Regions from separate parts of the Homo sapiens genome. Here region 1 is linked to region 2. A link is an interaction called in ENCODE POLR2A ChIA-PET data of the cell type or tissue named here. Cell type or tissue: CD4-positive, alpha-beta T cell. All regions are shown on one strand. Links, peaks and the distances in the headings refer to the core of each region. The heading gives the core; the rest is flanking DNA. Region 1 has its middle 9.6 kb from the start of MRPL1. Region 2 overlaps CNOT6L (CCR4-NOT transcription complex subunit 6 like).

Evidence for each region. Peaks named below come from ENCODE experiments on the same cell type or tissue, not always from the same donor. Only the 100,000 strongest peaks of a DNase experiment are listed, where the experiment ranks them.
Region 1: POLR2A ChIA-PET joins it to region 2 with 17 read pairs; 25 of 35 experiments call an interaction of 5 or more read pairs at or near these places.

What each region holds. Positions count from the first base shown.
Region 1 is chr4:77,848,536-77,857,851 of GRCh38, reverse strand. No RefSeq gene overlaps it. Among named protein-coding and RNA genes, the nearest start is that of MRPL1, 9.6 kb to the left of the region's middle. In CD4-positive, alpha-beta T cell, for the core only: no CTCF peak of the experiment used is centred there; DNase peaks (open chromatin) are centred at 2,921, 3,291 and 4,481; H3K4me3 peaks cover 2,252 bases; H3K27ac peaks cover 4,191 bases.
Region 2 is chr4:77,795,924-77,805,239 of GRCh38, reverse strand. All of the region lies in intron 1 of CNOT6L (CCR4-NOT transcription complex subunit 6 like), which reads left to right. Among named protein-coding and RNA genes, the nearest start is that of CNOT6L, 19 kb to the left of the region's middle. In CD4-positive, alpha-beta T cell, for the core only: no CTCF peak of the experiment used is centred there; a DNase peak (open chromatin) is centred at 3,839; H3K4me3 peaks cover 769 bases; H3K27ac peaks cover 2,734 bases.

The DNA of each region.
Region 1 (9,316 bases), core at 535-8,534, 53 kb before region 2:
CCCCCAGGCTGGAGTGCAGTGGCGTGATCTTGGCTCACTGTAACCTCCACCTCCCGGGTTCAAGTGATTCTCCTGCCTCAGCCGCCCAAGGAGCTGGGATTACAGGCGCCTGCCACTACGCCCGGCTAATTTTTGTATTGTTAGTAGAGATGGGGTTTCACAATGTTGGCCAGGCTGGTCTCGAACTCCTGACCTCAGGCAATCCACCCGCCTCGGCCTCCCAAAGTGCTGGGATTACAGGCATGAGCCACCACGCCCGGCCTCTGATTTCTAACAGGCTCCTAACAGTGATGTTGATGCTGCTGGTTCGCAGACCACCCTTTGAGTAGCAAGGTCCTAGAGCATATTTGAGAGCAAAACTCACATACCTATCATTAATCCCAAACCAGAACCTTTTAAATAGGCTCCTTCTAATACAGGGAATAGAATAAGTTTAAGTAGATTCACAAATTTCTGGGAGTAAACTCCATTGCCTCCATCTTTCAGCGTCTTTCAATAGAGATACTAAAAATACCATTAGCTTCCTGCCCCACCCACATCTGCTTCTGGTAGAAACTGCCTCCTCTCACATAAATAAAATTCCCCAGCCCAGGATATTTGGATCAGTGGAAGCCATCTGACCCAAGGAAAGCCCACCCATACATGGCCAGTGACCTGCCTTGAAAAGAAAAACTAGATCAATTATTCCTCTCACAAAACCAAAGTTGGGAAAATGAAAGACTGAAACACTCAGGTGGGAAAATTCAAGCTCCAGGGTCATAGAATAAATTCCATGCTAGAACGGCCTTGAAAGGCAATCTGAAACTATTAGGGAACAGAAATGACGAGTGAGTGAAGTTACAGGAAGCCAGTGAGTTGCAATAATATAAGGGAATAAGGATGGCAAGAAAAGCAGAGATACCGCAAGAAAGAAAGAAATCAAGCAGCCTATGAGAGAAAGATAGCAAATGCTGCCTCAGTTCCTGTTAAAGTTTCCAACAAGCCTGCTGTATCTCTATCCCTTTCCCTGCATTCTTGTGAGATCCCTATCTACCATATATATGTCTACAATATCCCTGTTTTCTTGAGCTAGCACCAGTGAATTTCTATATCTTCTTTAAAAAAAACTAATTAAAACTGTGGGACTCTAGTTATTCTGATTTTAATGCTGTATTGGCAGCTCTATTCCAGAATTAGTGGCAAAACCTTAATCATGGAATCTCAGAGTTTGAAAAGCTTTTGGAAGTCTTCATCTACCTACCTCCCTATAATTCTCTGTTTAAATTTCTGGTGATACAGTCTGGAATATTCTGTAAGGTAGTTCATTCCATTTGGGGGCAACTCTAATTGTTAAAAAGTTGTTATATGTATTGAAAGCTTAAATAGTCCTTGTAACCTGGACTAAATGAACCATTCACGTCAATTCCATTTCCACATGGCAACTTTTCTGGTGTTTGAGAATAGCTATCATGTCTCCCTTTAAGTCTTCTCCTCACTTGGCTGAATATGTCCCTATTTTTAACCACTCACAGTTCCTCCCTTTCATGGTGTGGTGATGAGAACCTCTCATCTTACTAGGAGATTTATGAAGGATATACTCTAGATGCCTATGTCTCTCTTAAAATGTAATCCCACAGCTGAACAAAACACTCCAGAGGAGAAAAGAACACTGGGTTCTGGAAAAATTAATGCAACCTAAAATTGTATTAACTTCTTTGGCAGTTCTAATGGCTTCACTTACTACTTTGTAATTCCCTTGCTTGTCCTCAATATTTTATGACAAAAAGTGTACCACGAATATCCTACATTTTGAACTAAACCAAAAGCTAAGGTTCTTTTTGATGAACTTTTTGCTTTAAGATTTCTAAATTCTAAAAAACAGCACTGTCCAATATAAATATAATGCAAGCCACACATGTACTTTTTAATTTTCTAGTAGCTATATTAAAATGGAACAAGTAAAATTAATTATAGTAATTTAACTCAGTATGTTTAACTATAATTGATATAAAAATTATTAAAATATTTTACATTCTTTTTTATATTAAGTATTTAAATTTGATGTGTATTCTACACTTGGAGCACATCAAAGTTAGGACTAACTACATTTCAAAAGCTCAGTAGCCACATATGGCTACCACATTGGACAGCACAATTTTAGAATAATAATAGCTAATGCTTATTGAACACTTACTGTGTGCCAGGGCTTTATTATTTTAACTATTTAAATCTTCACATCAAACCTATGAGATAGGTACTATAATTATTCACAGTTTACAGATGAAAGAACAGAGTCAGGCCTGGTGCAGTGGCTCAGGCCTGTAATCCCAGCACTTTGGGAGGCTGAGACGGGTGGATCACCTGAGGTTGGGAGTTCGAGACCAGCCTGGCCAACATGGAGAAACCCCATCTCTACTTAAAATACAAAATTAGCCAGGCGTGGTGGTGCATGCCTGTAATCCCAGCTACTTGGGAGGCTGAGGCAGGAGAATTGCTTGAACCCGGGAGGCGGAGGTTGCAGTGAGCCAAGATCGTGCCATTGTACTCCAGCCTGGGCAACAAGAGTGAAACTCTGTCTCAAAAAAAATAATAATAAAATAAAGAAAGAAAGAACAGAGTCATGGAGAAGTTAAGTAACTTACCCAGTTAGTAAGTAGTTGGTTGGGATCTGAACCCAGGATGCCTGCCTACAGAGTCTGGGATCTTAACAGCTATTTTACATGTATCACACACATATTGCATGCTGGACACGGTGCTAGTAACTTTGTGTATGGTATTGTGCTTAATCCCCATTTCATGGATGAAAAATCTGAGGCCCTAAGAAATTAGTGACCTGCCAAAGTCCACAAGCTAGTGTTAGATTCTGACACCAAAGCCAATGCATCTGACCACCACACCCTCTTCCTGCTTCACTGCTACCCAGAAACTCTGGTATTTCCACATATATTCAGCCGTGACTCAATATTTCGGTGCTGATGTATTAAATTAGAGAATGGCCAGATAACATCAGAGTGTATAGGAGAAAGTAAGTAACATGTAAGTACATTACACTATTTTTTGATCGTCAAAGCCACGCATATAAATCACAAGTGCCAACAAAACACTAGAGTTATTTTTTTTTATTTCTAATGCATGAGGAGGTAAAACTTGTTTGAAACATTTATCTAAAATATGGATAGACATATTTTTAAAACTTTGTAGACCTGAGAAAAGTAACAATACTGACAAAGCAATTCTCACGAGGACATCTTATTTTTGTAGAGAGTGTGCGTAACTCACAAGAGGAGGCAGTAAGCAATTGAAAGGATATGACACTCTTCCTCCCTTATGTACTGTGTGGCTTTATTGTTTTGTTCACTTCGAAGTGAACTTGACATTTTGTTTTTACTCTCCTTTCAGGTCCTGTCTTTCTTTTAGATTAGGTCAAACTGAGCCTGAGTTCCTTGCCAAGTTCCAGCCTCAGGGTTTTTTTCTCTATCTCTAGGTATCTCTTTTCTACTGCTTCAGGAAATGAGCCCAGGGTTTTCAGAGAAACTTGGGAATTATTTCTTAGTCATTTTTATCTGGACAATATTGAGTTCAAATACTCCAATATTCGCCTGTGCACAGTAGCACTGCATCTTGCCTAAACTATTTTATTCCATCTACTGATGTTTCTGTTGTTCCTTCCAGGTTAGCATTTTTCTTCTTCTTGTAGTTATTAAGTGGTAGATGTAGGGTAGTAGTGGTCTTGGAGGAAATAAGGTAAGGTAGGATGGGAGGGGAATGGAGAGAAAAGAGACTCAGAGTAGAGGGGCCTTTAATAATCAGGAGGCCAGAGGTTCTGGTCAGGCTTTCTTGGCATGGTCAACCCCAGCAAGTTATGTGCCTCAGTTTCTCTATCTGAAAATAGGGGTGACAGTATTTTTATGGCACACAATTCTCCATTGCTGTTCCCCAGCTTCAATGACATCTTGACAATTTATTCTAAACAACTGTGGATAATTGTTAAGGGTTAATATTTAATAGAAAATAAAAGCTGCTTTTCTGGCTCCTCTGGGAGAAATGAAAGAGCTCTAGGCCTTAGCAAACAAACAAACAAAAACAAAACAAAACAAAACAGATCAAAGAACTACACAGGGGTCCAAGGTGAGGAAGAAAAGTAATTAGCATCCTGAGCCATTAGGAAAAATAGATTGTATTTAGAGAATAAAAAACAACAAAAAAAAAGATTTCTCCAAAGGTCAAAGGAAAAAAATATCAACTGGGCATAGGTATATGAGTAAAAGAGTAAATAAAATATCTTTAAACTGTAATAATCTAGGCTCTAAAATATGTGCTGGTAACTTCCTATCTTTTCTTAGTTCGTACCATCATAAATGGTATATGACATGTAATTCTTCATGAAAACACAAGAATGCATCGCTCTTCTGAACCTACCCAGAGGGAAAGCTACAGAAGGCTAGGGAGAGTAAGATGCCCAAGTTCTCAAAGCTCTGCTATAGGAAGAGGCCAGACGCCTTCCGTGGTTTACGGTGAGGGTGGGGAGTTTTGTAGCATTACCACAACTCACCATGTATACTGCACACTGAAAGGATTCAGGAAGTAGCAACTGTATAATAGGAGGGCTTCATTAAATGCAAGCGGTGTGCACCCTGAGATTCACATACAAGCTGGACATACAGAGAATGTCCTGACTTCTTCAGGGGGTCTTTGCGTGGCTCTGAGGAGTGGTTCATCCTAAGGACAGTGAGAATGTTTGAAGGGCACAGGACCAGTATGAAAGGGAAGGCAATTCTGTGAGTGTTCCAATAACACTGTGTCTCCCTTTGTTCCTTGTGGCCTAGGTGCAGTTGTAGCTCCCACGCTTGCCTGTCCACATTTATTTCAATCCCTTATTGGTGCCCTTAACCCTGCCCACACCTCAGTAAATAGTACCCCTTTTAAACTCTCTTCAGTTAAATTATTTGAGTTTACCACCTGTTTCCTGCTCTGTCTCTGGCTATTACAGACACCTAGTCAATATATTGCTAAATCAGATTTTAACTGAAGAGGTGGGATAAACAAAGATAATTACTTACATTGGCCAAAAAAAAAAAAAAAGTTAACACTATGCTAATAATAACAATTTCCAAATTCCAAAGGAAATGCAGGCAAGAAGTCAAACCATTTTCAGCACGTCCTCTTATGGTTAATTTTAGTTCTTAAATCTATGCCGAGGTCTGTGTCTTACAATAAGAATACTACCTTCAACTTACTCACAATGTGCAATGCTACGGCAGTCTTTGCCAAAATCTTTTTCTCTACATAGAAAGAATGGCCTTACCCTATGATTTACACCGCTTCCAACACAGTACATATTCAATATCTAGAGTTGTTCAGTCAAGACGAATGCCTTGGGAACTCCCAACAAGACAGTTCTTTATGTTCATTAGCATTCTCCAAGACCCACAGAACAATCCCAGAGGACCATAGACACTACAGTCTGATACTCTTTAACTTTTCCCTCTAGTGTGAGTTGCAGAAAATGCCTCTTTGTTATTTCAGTTGTCTAGTGGATAACTATTAGATTGTACACACACACACACACACACACACACACACACACACACACACACAATCTCCTAAGGAAAAATATGAATTCTCAGAGACAGTTACTTAACAATACTTTGTTAATACAGTATTGGCCTACAAATATTTTTTAATGGAGCTGATGATTAACCTTAAGATCTAGATTTCTGTCTTATTTTGAAAATAGTCAGATTAAGCCATATTTCTACATAGCTATGATCCACTGGAGCTGAATAGACATTGCAATTTTTAGATGGGCGATCAACTTCCCAGATACACAGTCCTCATCACACTGCATTGCCTCTCTAGGCATTTTACTCATTCACAATATCTGCCTAGACTCTGCAGACACTTGAGTTTGCAGAGTCCCACTCCTTTTTAAATTATGTTCAGTAAGAAATAGATCTACAGTTGAAGAATAAACCTCTTAATAGTTGCTCTATTAGCCAAAAACACCAGGCCAAACCTTTGAAATTACCACTTGTAAGGGTTTGACTAAATTCTTAGGTAAAGATCCATTTGTCAGCTGGGCGCTGTGGCTCACACCTGTAATCCCAGCACTTTGGGAGGCCGAGGCGGGCAGAGCACGAGGTCAGGAGATCGAGACCATCCTGTCTAACATGGTGAAACCCTGTCTCTACTAAAAATATAAAAAATGAGCTGGGCGTGCGGGCGCCTGTAGTCCCAGCTACTCGGGAGGCTGAGGCAGGAGAATGGCGTGAACCTGGGAGGCGGAGCTTGCAGTGAGCCGAGATCGTGCCACTGCACTCCAGCCTGGGCAACGGAGTGAGACTCCGTCTCAAAATAAAAAAAGAAAAAAAGATCCATTTGTCTTTCATATTTTAAGCAATTCATGTAAGTTTTTTTTCCATCTGAACCTTGTATGTTTAATAATTGTTTTTGCTCCTTTTTGTCACTGGTGGTGTGTTTTATGTTCAGATGGTGTCTTTTTCTATTTTATATACATTCATTTGAATACATTAGAAACCCTTAGTCAAACTGGGTTAGGTAAACTAGCTCTCAGTAAATTAGTCTGATCCTACTTAATTCATGATTTTTAATTGAATTAATTAGTGAAAGTTTTCCCATTTGAACCTTGTGGTGTTTTGTCCAGTTTTAGCTTTATATGCTACAGAATATAATATAGTCATAGTTCAGACATTTCTTGTCCCTAGTCTAGAATTCTTGTTTGAAGTCTGTCTACTACCATTCCAACCCATTATTTAAACTTGATTGCCTACATTTGGAAATATAACGGAACACTGTATTTAATTTATTAAATTGATATTGTACTGAAATTGTAATTTTCCAAATGGAATCTCCATTGCCTAAAAAATCTTATTTAGAAAATTCAGAAACTTTTAAGACATTGCTCATTCAGCCAGGTGTGGTGGCTCATGCCTGTAATCCCAGTACTTTGAGAAGCTGAGGCAGGCAGATCACAAGGTCAGGAGTTCAAGACCAGCCTGGCTAATATGGTGAAACTCCATCTCTACTAAAAATACAAAAATTAGCCAGGTTGGTGGCACGCGCCTGCAGTCCCAGCTACTCGGGAGGCTGAGGCAGAAGAATTGCTTGAACTTGGGTGGCGGAGTTTGCAGTGAGCCGAGAGCGTGCCACTGCATTCCAGCCTGAGCGACAGAGCCAGACTCCATCTCAAAAAACAAACAAACAAAAAAGGCAGTACTCACTCAAACTTAGCCATGTTATAGTCACTACTGATTTAAAAATGATAAAGAAAAACATGGTTTTATTGCAATTGTAGTATGCACCCTATTAATCAACTTTGATGTAATCAATTTGTCACAGGCATTTGAACCAGAGCAATCCCAACTCTATATTTATTTATTTATTTAGAGAGGGAGTCTTGCTCCATCTCCCAGGCTGGAGTGCAGTGGAGTGATCTCAGGTCACTGCAACCTCCACCTCCTGGGTTCAAGCAATTCTCCTGCCTCAGCCTCCCCAGTAGCTGGGATTACAGGCACATGCCACCACACCCAGCTGTTTTTGTATTTTCAGTAGAGACGGGGTTTCACCTTGTTGGTCAGGCTGGTCTTGAACTCCTGACCTCAGGTGATCCACCTGCCTCGGCCTCCCAAAGTGTTGGGATTACAGTTGAGAGCCACCGTACCCGGCTATTTACTGAGACAGAGTTTCGCTCTGTCCCCCAGGATGGAGTGCAGTAGCCATCTCGGCTCACTGCAACTTCTGCCTCCCGAGTTCAAGCAAGTTTCCTGCCTCAGCCTCCGGAGTAGCTGGGATTACAGGCATGTGCCACCATGCCTGGCTAATTTTTGTATTTTTAGTAGAGATGGGTTTTCACTATGTTGGTCAAGCTGGTCTTGAACTCCTGACCGCAAGTGATTCACCTGTGTTGGCCTCCCAAAGTGTGGAGATTACAGACGTGAGCCACTGCGCAGGGCCGCAACTCCATCTTTAATAGGGCATGAGTAAAATAAGGCTAAGACCTACTAGGCTGTATTCCCAGTTGGTTAGGCATTCTTCCTTACAGGCTGAGATAGGAGGTCCACGTAAGATACAGGTCATAAAACCCTGCTGATAAAACAGGATGCAGCTGCTGGGCATGATGGCTCATGCCTGTAATCCCAGCACTTTGAGAGGCTGAAGCAGGTGGATCACTTGAGCTCAGGAGATGAGACCAGCCTGCCCAACATGGCAAAACTCTGTCTCTACCAAAAAATACAAAAATTAGCCAGGCGTGGTGGCACGTGCCTCTAATCCCAGCTACTCAGGAGGCTGAGGTGGCAGAATCGCTTGAACCCAGGAAGGGGCGGTTGCGGTGAGCCGAGATCGTGCCATTGCACTCAAGCCTGGGTGACAGGGTGAGACCTTGTCTCAAAAAAAAAAAAAAAAGACCAACCTGACCAACATGGCAAAACCCCGTCCTAATCTCAAAAAAAAAAAAAAAAATTAGCACAGTCTGCTGGTGTGGCCCTGCAGTCCCAGCTTCTTGGGGGGCTGAGGCAGGAGGATTGCTTGAACTCAGGCAGTTGAGGCTGCAGTGAGCCAAGACTGTGCCATTGTACTCCAGCCTGGGTGACAATGAGACCTGGTCTCAAACAAAACAAAACAGGATGCTGTAAAGAAGCTGGGCACGGTGGCTCATGCCTGTAATCCCAGCACTTTGGGAGGCTGGGGGCTGGGGAGGGGGTTGGATCACCTGAGGTCAGGAGTTGGAGACCAGCCTGGCCAGCATGGTGAAACCCTATCTCTACTAAAAATACAAAAAATTAGCCGGGTGTGGGCGTGGTGGTGAGTGCCTGTAATCCCAGCTACTCAGGAGGCTGAGGCAGGAGAATTGCTTGAACCCAGGAGGCAGCGGTTACAGTGAGTGGAGATGGCACCACTGCACTCCAGCCTGGGTGACAGAGTGAGACTCCGTCTCAAAAAAAAAAAAAAGCCAGCCAAAACCCACCAAAACGAAGATGGCAATAAAAGTGACCTATGGTAGTGCTCACTCCTCATTATAAGCAAATTATAATGTATTAGCATGCTAAAAGACACTCCCACCAGTGCCATGACAGTTTACAAATGCTGTGGCAATGTCTGGAAGTTACACTATGTAGTCTATAAAGGGGAAGAAACCTCAGGTCTGGGAAATATCCGCCCCTTTCCTGGAAAACTCATGAATAATCCAACCATTGTTTCGCATATAATCAAGAAATAACTGTAAGTTTACTCAATTGGGCAGTCCATGCCACTGTTCTATGGAGTAGCCATTTTCTTTTCTTTTTTGAGACGGAGTTTCACTCCCATTGCCCAGGCT
Region 2 (9,316 bases), core at 644-8,643:
TCAAATGGTAATAAAACGCATAATTTTCTGGTTATCCTGCTTCATGGCGATCAAGCTTGTTAGCAGTATAATATATACAGTAGTTTCTTGGTATAGAGAGGATTGGCTCCATGACCCTTGTGTATGCCTAAATCCATGCATACATACTCAGGTCCTGCCATGTATATGAAAAATTGGCCCTCTATATACATGGGTTTCTCATCTCACAAGTGCTATATTTTCCATCTGTGTTTGGTTAAAAAAAATCTCCACGAGTGAACCTGTGCAGTTCAAACCCATGTTGTTCAAGGCTAAGTGGTAGTACTGTTACCTGTTTCTGGTCAATATATACTTACATAACCACAAAAACATAACTAAAATAGGTTCATACTGTGTATACTTTTTTAAAAATTTGCTTTTTTTTCATTTGAAAACATCTTTTTTCATTAATAAATACACCTCATGCTTTAAAAAATTGTAGGATGAAAGTTGAGATATGTATTACATAACACAAACATTCACCATTTTAAAGTGTATATTTTAGTGGTTTTAGTACATTCAGTATGTTGCCAACCACCACTACAAGCAAATTCCAGAACATTTCCATCACCCACAAAAGAAACCTCATATTTTATGTCAGTTAGTTCCAGTTACCCCATCCATTGACAATTTCTGGTCTACTTTCTGTCTCTATGGATTTGCTTCTTCTAGTCATTTAATATAAGTAGAATCATATAATATGTGACTGTGTCTGCTTTTTTCACTTAGCATAATATTTTCAAGATTCATGTTGTAGCATATAACAGTATTTCATTCCTTTTTTTTTTTTTTTGAGATGGGGTCTTGCTGCATCACCCAGGCTGGAGTGCAGTGGCACGATACCGGTTCACCACAGCCTCCGCCTCCCAGGTTCAAGCAGTTCTCCTGCCTAAGCCTCCTGAGTAGCTGGGATTACAGGAGCCCACCACCACGCCTGGCTCATTTTTTGTATTTTTAGTAGAGACGGTGTTTCACCATGTTGGCCAGGCTGGTCTCAAACTCCTGACTTCAGGTGATCTGCCCACCTTGGCCTCCCAAAGTGCTGGGATTACAGGCATGAACCACTGTGCCCGGCCAATATTTCATTCCTTTTTATGAGTGAACAATATATTATTATACATACTTGGTTATTATAAATAATTCATGTATATGGTTTTGTGAAGACGTATGTTTTCATTTCTCTTGGGTGTATACCTAAGAGTGGAATTGCTGGGTCATACGTATTTCTGTGTTTTAACTTTTTGAGGAATTGACAAACTTTTCCACAGTAGCAGCGCTGTTTTACATTTCCACACCTCACGCTTTTTTCTTTTTTTTTTGAGACGGAATTTCGCTCTTGTTGACAGGCTGGAGTGCAATAGCATGATCTCGGCTCACTGCAGCCTTGGCCTCCCGGGTTCAAGCGATTCTCCTGCCTCAGCCTCCCGAGTAGCTGGGATTACTGGCATGTGCCACCACACCCGGCTAATTTTGTATTTTTGGTGGAGATGGGGTTTCTCCATGTTGGTCAGGCTGGTCTTGAACTGCCGTTCTCAGGTTATCTACCTGCCTCGGCCTCTCAAAGTGATGGGATTATAGGCATGAGCAACCGCACCTGCCCTACCTCCTGCTTTTTAATGGCTTCATTGTAATCCATTTTATTGATGTCCTGTCATTCAGTCCCCTGTTGATTGACAATTTATTTCTGTATTTTTGATGATTATCAACACTAATGCAGTGAAAAAACTTGTATAAACACCTTTTGCACACTTTTTTAAAGTATAAATTTTTAGGAAAGGAATTGCTGGATCAAAGTAATTACACATTTAATATTTGATACATCTTGTCAGATTGCCCTTTAGAAATGTTTTATAAAATTTTACTCCCAACAATTGTGTGATGTATGCTTATTTTCTCAAACTCATATTCACATAATTAATTTTTGTCATTTTAATAACAAAAAGTCATACATATTTTAAATTTTGGAATTTGTTAATTATAGTGGAGATAATTTTTTTTTTCACATTTTTTTTGGCCACTGCATTCTTTTGTGATTTGCCTGATCATGACCTTTACCCTAAATTTTTCTATTGGGTGTCTCTGTTTTTCTTATTACTTTGTTAATAGCTGTTTACATTTTAGAAACATTACCTTATTGCTCATTATCAATATTGCAGAGACTTTGTTCCAGTTTCTTGTTTGTTTTTTGACTTTGTTTATGACTTTGCTCTTTGCCTTATAGACATTAAATTTTTAAAATACTGTTTATCATTCCTTATAAAAGGTCTTTGCCTTGCTTAGAATAAGTTTTCTGCACCCCAAGATTATAAAATATTTTCTCCGCATTTTCTTCTGGGAATGTCTAAAATTTGGCATGATTTAGTAGAAGCTTGGTTTTTGTAGTTGGTCTTAACTATGTTCAGATTCCCGTCTAGCCACTTACTAGCTGTGAGGTGTTAGATGTCTGCACAACTTCTCTGTATCTCACCTTCCTCATCTGTAAAATGATAGTTGATAATTAGGGTCTATGCTTTTGGTTAAGTTAAATGCAATAATTCAAATTCTCTAGCATACCATCTGGCCACATACTGGGTGTTCAGTGCATGTTTTCTTTTCTCTCTCACCCATAAACTCCATCTTCTATCAGTCTAGTTAAAATCTGGTCCAGAAGATAAGGGAGGGGAAAGTTTCAAGAAATAATGTTGCCCTTAGTTTTCAAAGTCAGAGAAGCCATGTGGGATGAGTACTGTCTGAAAAGGAGATTGAAAATTCATTTAGTAATTAGGAAGTAATTTATGTTTAATGAAAACATTTTTTAGTAGCATGATAAGAGGCATATTTTAATACAAAGAAGACTAAAACCTATATAACATACCTAAAGGATATGTGCATATGCAACATGTATCCATCATGATTTGTAATATTTGGGAGAAATAGTTGTAACTCTACTCTTCTTATTGTTGGAATACTGGTAAGAGGATAGAGAATCAATGCTGACATACAGTATATTTATATTGTATGTATAAGGTGTACATAAATTTAGGTAATTTTTACTATTAATAGTTACAAATTACTGTATTTGTAACACACCTCACAATCATCAACCTGTATTAGAACTACTGCTCCATTGGAATCTTCTTAGTAGCATTATAATGGACTTTAATGGAATTTACACATATTCTTCACTAAATTAAAATTATGTATAAACTGTTATATTTCTTTTGGGGAAAGCAACTTTAAATACATTTTAGAAAGAAATGGGAAATAAATGTTTACAACATGGTAGTCATTGTTTACATTTTTCTCATCTTGTTTCCTGGACTATGAGGATTTTAGGACAGGGGGACATAGTTTTTGCTATATTGCCCAGGCTGGAATACAGTGGCTATTCACAGATGTGACCATAGTTTGCTATAGCCTCGGGCTCCTGACTTCAAGCAGTCCTCCTGCCTCAGCTTCTGAGTAGCTGGGACTACAGGCACATGCAAGGTGCATGGCTTATAATGGGTTTTTGATAAATATTTATAAAATGTTTCATTCTCCCCCCCCCCCAATTTTTATCTTCTGGTAAAATAACTTCAAAATAAAGGTTTTAAAATTTGTTAAGAAAAATAAATATTCCTCAAGTGGAGTAATAATAGACATGGATTCTGTGCAATTTGTTTTCAGAAAATTATATCAAACTGTATTCCTTGACTCTTAGTAACTGTCTAAAAATTTTTTTTGGTATGTTACATGTATACTGTCATTATTTTGTCAGCTTCAAAACAAGAAGGAAATTATTCTGTATTGGTTAGCTCAGGAGGAAGGTAATGAGTTTTAAGTAACAAAACAGGAAATTAGCTCCTCTGTGACCTTTGATGAGTTTGTGAAGCTGGCGTTGTGAGTGCAGGATTGAAATTGTGAAGAGCATTATATTTAGTTTGCTTTGTTGCTTTTGCAGAGTATCTATTTGCCAGGAAAACCTAGGAATTGAAGTTAAAGACTCTGCTACCTTTGTGGGAAATGAACAATACTCTTCCTTCTGCTGGCAAAATCTGGGTGTCTACTTTTCAGTGGCTGGTTTTTGCTTTCACGTAGGGTCAGAGTATCCTTTTCCTGGAACCAAGCTTGACTCAAAGCCATTGTAAGTTCTCTTGTTCTTTATCCTTCTAATCAACTATTTTAGGAGCAATTTTAAAGTTGACACCCTTTCCCTTCTAACCTTTCTGCTCAATACAAAGCACCACCTTCTTGGCAGTCATTTATATGAGTAGAGTGGATACTTTTGTAGGCATTTTATTCATGCCAAAAAGTTAAGGGTTAGCTCTTTGTTTAATGCTAGTTGTTTTGGATCAGTGTGAGTCAGCATTGGCCTTAACTTTCTTTTACATCCTTTTGTAATTAAGATGTTGGTACCTTGGAACCCTCTCCTGGATGGAGCTTTTCTTTATACTTTATCAAGTTTTATTTCAGACAGTTGGGCTACTAAGATTTTTCTGTTTTACTCTACTGTTTTTAATGGAGACTTGTAGATTTCAGATATGGCTTATACACATTCTAAACCCTGCTTCTCAGAATAGTCATACTAGTTTTAACACCTCTTTACACAACTTTTATGTTTATCTAACATTAAAATATTGTATAATTTGGTTCAGTTCAAAAGTATGGGATGGCTGTTACAGCTATTCAGACTTTCATATTGTTCAAAACTTTGTATACAAGACTTTATTTTTTTTAATTTTTTTTTTAAGAGACAGGGTCTTGCTTTGTCGCTCACAGGCTGGAGTGCAGTGGTGTAATTATAAGCTCATTGACCTCCTGGGCTCAAGTAATCCTCCTATCTAAGCCTCCCAAGAAGCTGGTGCTCACTCACAGTCACATGCTACTGTGCCTGGCTACTTTAAAAAAAAAAATTTTTTTTGGTAGAGTTAGGGTCTCACTATGTTGCCCAGGCTGGCCTTGAACGCCTGGGCTCAAGCAGTCCTCCCACCTTGGCCTCCGAAAGTGCTGGGATTATAGGTGTGAGCCATAATACCTGGCCTTTGTGTAAGACTTAATTTAAAATATTTTCCTGAAGAAATAGAAAAGCTAAAGTAATTAGCTTTATGAAAAGGATTCATTAGTTCAGTTTTTGATACTATCAAGTTCAGTTTTCTGGTAATTAAAACCAATTTCTTGAATTAGTTTTTTTTTTTGATGGAGTATAACATGCTTAGTTTTATGTACAGGTGATTGTTTATATAAACAGATATTAAATTTGTGAAAAAATACTCAATTCTTGGATTTGCCATGTACTACCAGAGAGGCAGAGCCCGAAATTGGAAGGTAGGAAAAGGAAAAAGATGAAGGATTTCATATGAAGTGTTAGAATGTTACTTCAGTTTTTTTCCACATTAAAACATGGACTAAATCTACTTTTTCTAGAGGATTTGTTACTTTGAATGAAAGAGCTCTCATACACTTGGCTTATAATAGATGATATGTGATCCTTTTACAGGTACCCTTGCAACTTCTTAGTTTGGGTCTGAACATGTTCCTTTTTTTTTTTTTTTTTTTGAGATGGAGTTTCACTCCCCTCACCTAGGCTGGAGTGCAATGGCACAATCTCAGCTCACTGCAACCTCTGCCTCCTGAGTTCAGGCAATTCTCCTGTCTCACCTCCTGAATAGCTGGGATTACAGGCGCCCACCACCACGCCCAGCTAATTTTTGTATTTTTAGTAGAAACGGGGTTTCACCATGTTGGCCAGGCTAGTCTCGAACTCTTGACCTCAGGTGATCCACCTGCCTCGGTCTCCGAAAGTGCTGGGATTACAGGCGTGAACCACCACACCCATCCTGAACATATTACTTTTGACCTTGTTTATACTAGCCTAGGCTGGAGTGCAGTGGCATTAGCGTGGTTCACTGCAGCCTCAACCTCCTGGGCTCAAGTGATCTTCCTGAGCAGTTGGGACTACAGGTGCGTGCCACCATTCCCAGCAAAGTTTGTTTTTTGTAGAAACAGGGACTTGATGTGTTGCCCAGGCTGGTCTTGAACTACTGGCCTGAAACAATCCTCTCACCTTGGCCTCCGAAAGTGTTGGGATTACAGTCATGAGCCACTGTGCCTGGCCTGTTCAACAGTTTCCAGTTTTGGGCTGTTATAAATAAAGCTCTAAGAACATTTGAGTTCAGTTTAATCTTTGGGTGAACAAATGTTTTCATTTATCTTGGGTAAATATCTAGGAGTGGAATGTCTGGGTCATATGGTAGCTGCATATTTAACTTTTTTTCTTTTTTTGAGATAGGGTCTTGCTCCTTCACTCAGGCTGGAATGCAGTTGTGTGATCATGGCACACTCTAGCCTTGACCTCCCAGGCTCAAGCAATCCTACCTCGGCTGCCTTAGTAGCTGGGATCACAGGTGCACACCACCATGCCTGGCTATTTTTTTTTTTTAATTGAAATGGGGTCTAACTATGTTGCCCAGGCTCATGTTGAACTCCTGGCTCAAGCAATCCTCCCACCTCGGCCTCCCAAAGTGTTGCAATTATACGTGTGAGCCACCGTGCCTGGCCTGTTTACCTTTTTAAGAAACCTTCAAACTTTCTCCCAAAGTTGTAGCATTTTGCATTCTCATCTTTAGTGTATGAAAGTTCCGGTTGTTTTCTTGGCTCGGTTTTTTAAAAACTTAGCCATTCTAATAGGCCAAAGTATAGAGTAGAATCTCATTGTGGTTTAATTTTCACTTCTCTAATGACTAAAGCATCTTATGTACTTTTTTACCATCAATATATCTTCTTTGGTGAAGTGTCTATTAAAATGTTTTGCCCATTAGAAATTTTTTTTATTACTGAATTTTGACAGTTCTTTATGTTGGATATACATTCTTTATCATATACATGATTTGTAAATATTTTTTCCCAGTGTGTGGGTTATTTTCTTTTTTTAAAAAAATTATTTATTTGTTTTAGAGACAAGATCTCAATCTGTTGTCAAGGCAGGAGTGCAATGGTACGATCATAGCTCACTGCAGCCTCTGGGCTCAAGCAGTCCTCCTGCCTCAGCCTCCTGAGTAACTAGGACTATAGGCTCCTGGCTGATTTTGTATTACTTTGTAAAGACGGGGTCTTGCTATATTTGCCCAGGCTGGTCTTGAACTCCTGGTCTCAAGTGCTTCTCCTTCCTTGGCCTCCCAAAATGTTGGGATTACAGACAGGAGCCACCATGCCTAGCCTATTTTCCTAATAATGTTTTTCAAGGAGCAAAAGTTCTTGAAAGTCTAATTTATCAATTTTTTGTTTTATGGATCATGCTTTTGTTTTGGTGTTGAAGATATCCTTGCGAAACTCATAGTCACCAAGGTTTTCTCCTGTGTTTTCTTCTAGATATTTTATAATTTTGGCTCTTAAATTTAGGCCTGTGATCCATGTTGAACATAGAGTAGTCCCACCCTTATTTGTGGAGGATATATATTCCAAGACCCTCAGTGGATGCCTAAAACTGCAGTTACCACATGAATTTCTGTTTCCTTCTTCACAATGTCATAGGTGGAAGATTAATTCTTACCATTGATTTTGGCAACCTCACTATACGATTTTTTTCTTCCCTTATTAAATTGAGAATTTTCACCATTTCACTTAAAAAGGAAGCCCCTTATGGTTTCTTTTTGGCATACCTGAATTTCCAGCATCACTACTCTTGTGCTTTGGGGCCATTATTAAGTAAAATAAGGGTTTCTTAAACACACTGTGAGACTGACAGTCTGATAACTGAGATAGATACTGATTGACTAATAGGCAGGTATACTAAACAGTGTGAATATGCTGGACAAAGGGATGAATCATGTCCAAGCAGGACTGAAAGAGACAGCAGGAGATTTCATCACACTACTCAGACTGGCACACAATTTAAAACTTGTGAATTGTTTATTTCTGGAATTTTCCATTTAATATCTTTTGACCCTGTTGGCTACAGGTTACAAACTGCAGTGAAACTGTAGATAAGGGACAGAGATGGGGGGCTACTGTGTTTTTGTTTTTTTTTTATATAGTATGAGGTAAAGTTTGAGGTTCGTTTGTTTAAAATATGGTAATCTAATTGCTCTACCACTATTAGTTAGAGATTATCCTCCCCAGTGAATATCCTTGGCAGTTTTTTTTTTTTTTTTTTTTTTTTGAGACAAGGTCTTCCTCTGTCAGGCTGGAGTGCAGTGGCACCATCACGGCTCACTGCAGCGGCACCATCATGGCTCACTGCAGCCTGGACCTCCCAGGCTCAAGTGATCCTCTCATCCCAGCCTCCCAAGTAGTTAAGACCACAGGGACACCACCATGCCCAGCTAATTTTTTTGTATTTCTCTGTTAGACATGGGGTTTTGCCATGTTGTCCAGGCTGGTCTCGAACTCCTGAGGTCAGGCAGTCTGCCTTCCTTGCCCTCCCAAAGTGGTGGGATTACAGGCATGAGCCACCACACCTGGCGTCCTTGGCAGTTTTGTTGAAAATTAATTGACCATGTATGTTTGTGTTTGTTTCTAGACTCTGTTCTCTTGATGTTAATCTTTGTCAGTACCTTATTGCCATGATTACTGAAGCTTTGTAATAACTCTTGAAATTACGTAGTTCTGTTAGTCTGTTCTCACACTGCTGTAAAAAATACCTGAGACTGGGTAATTTATGAAGAAAAGAAGTTTAATTGACTCCTGGTTCGCAGGCAAGAAGCATGACTGGGAGGCCTCAGGAAACGTAGAATCATGGCAGAAGGTGAAGGGGAAGCAAGCATGTCTTAGCATGGCAGAGCAGGAGAGAGAGTGTAGGGGGAAGTGCCACACATCCCCTTCAAGCAACAATCTCTAATGAGAACTCACTATCACAAGAAAAAGCAAGGGAGAAGTCCTCCCCCATGATTCAATCACTTCCCACCAAGCACCTCCCCCAACACATAGGGATTGCAATTTGAGATGATATTTGAGTGGGGACCCAGAGCCAGACCATATCAATAGTGTAAATCCTCCAATTTTATTTTTCTTTTTCAAAGTTGTTTCAGCGTTAGCTTTTCTAGGCCCTTGGAATTTCCATATATATTTTAGAATAAGCATGTTAATTTCTATAAAAAAAAAATGTCATGAGGGGAACAGGGCTGAACAACTACCTATTAGATATTATGCTTACTACCTGGGTGATGCCATCATTCATACCCTAAACCCCAGCATCATGCAATATACCCATGTAACAAGCCTGCATGTGTACTCCCTGAATCTAAAATAAAAGCTGAAATTATTAAAGATAAAAGGAAAGAAAAAAGATCACTTTCAATGAATAAAAAAAAACCACCTTAGGTATTTCACTGGGATTGTG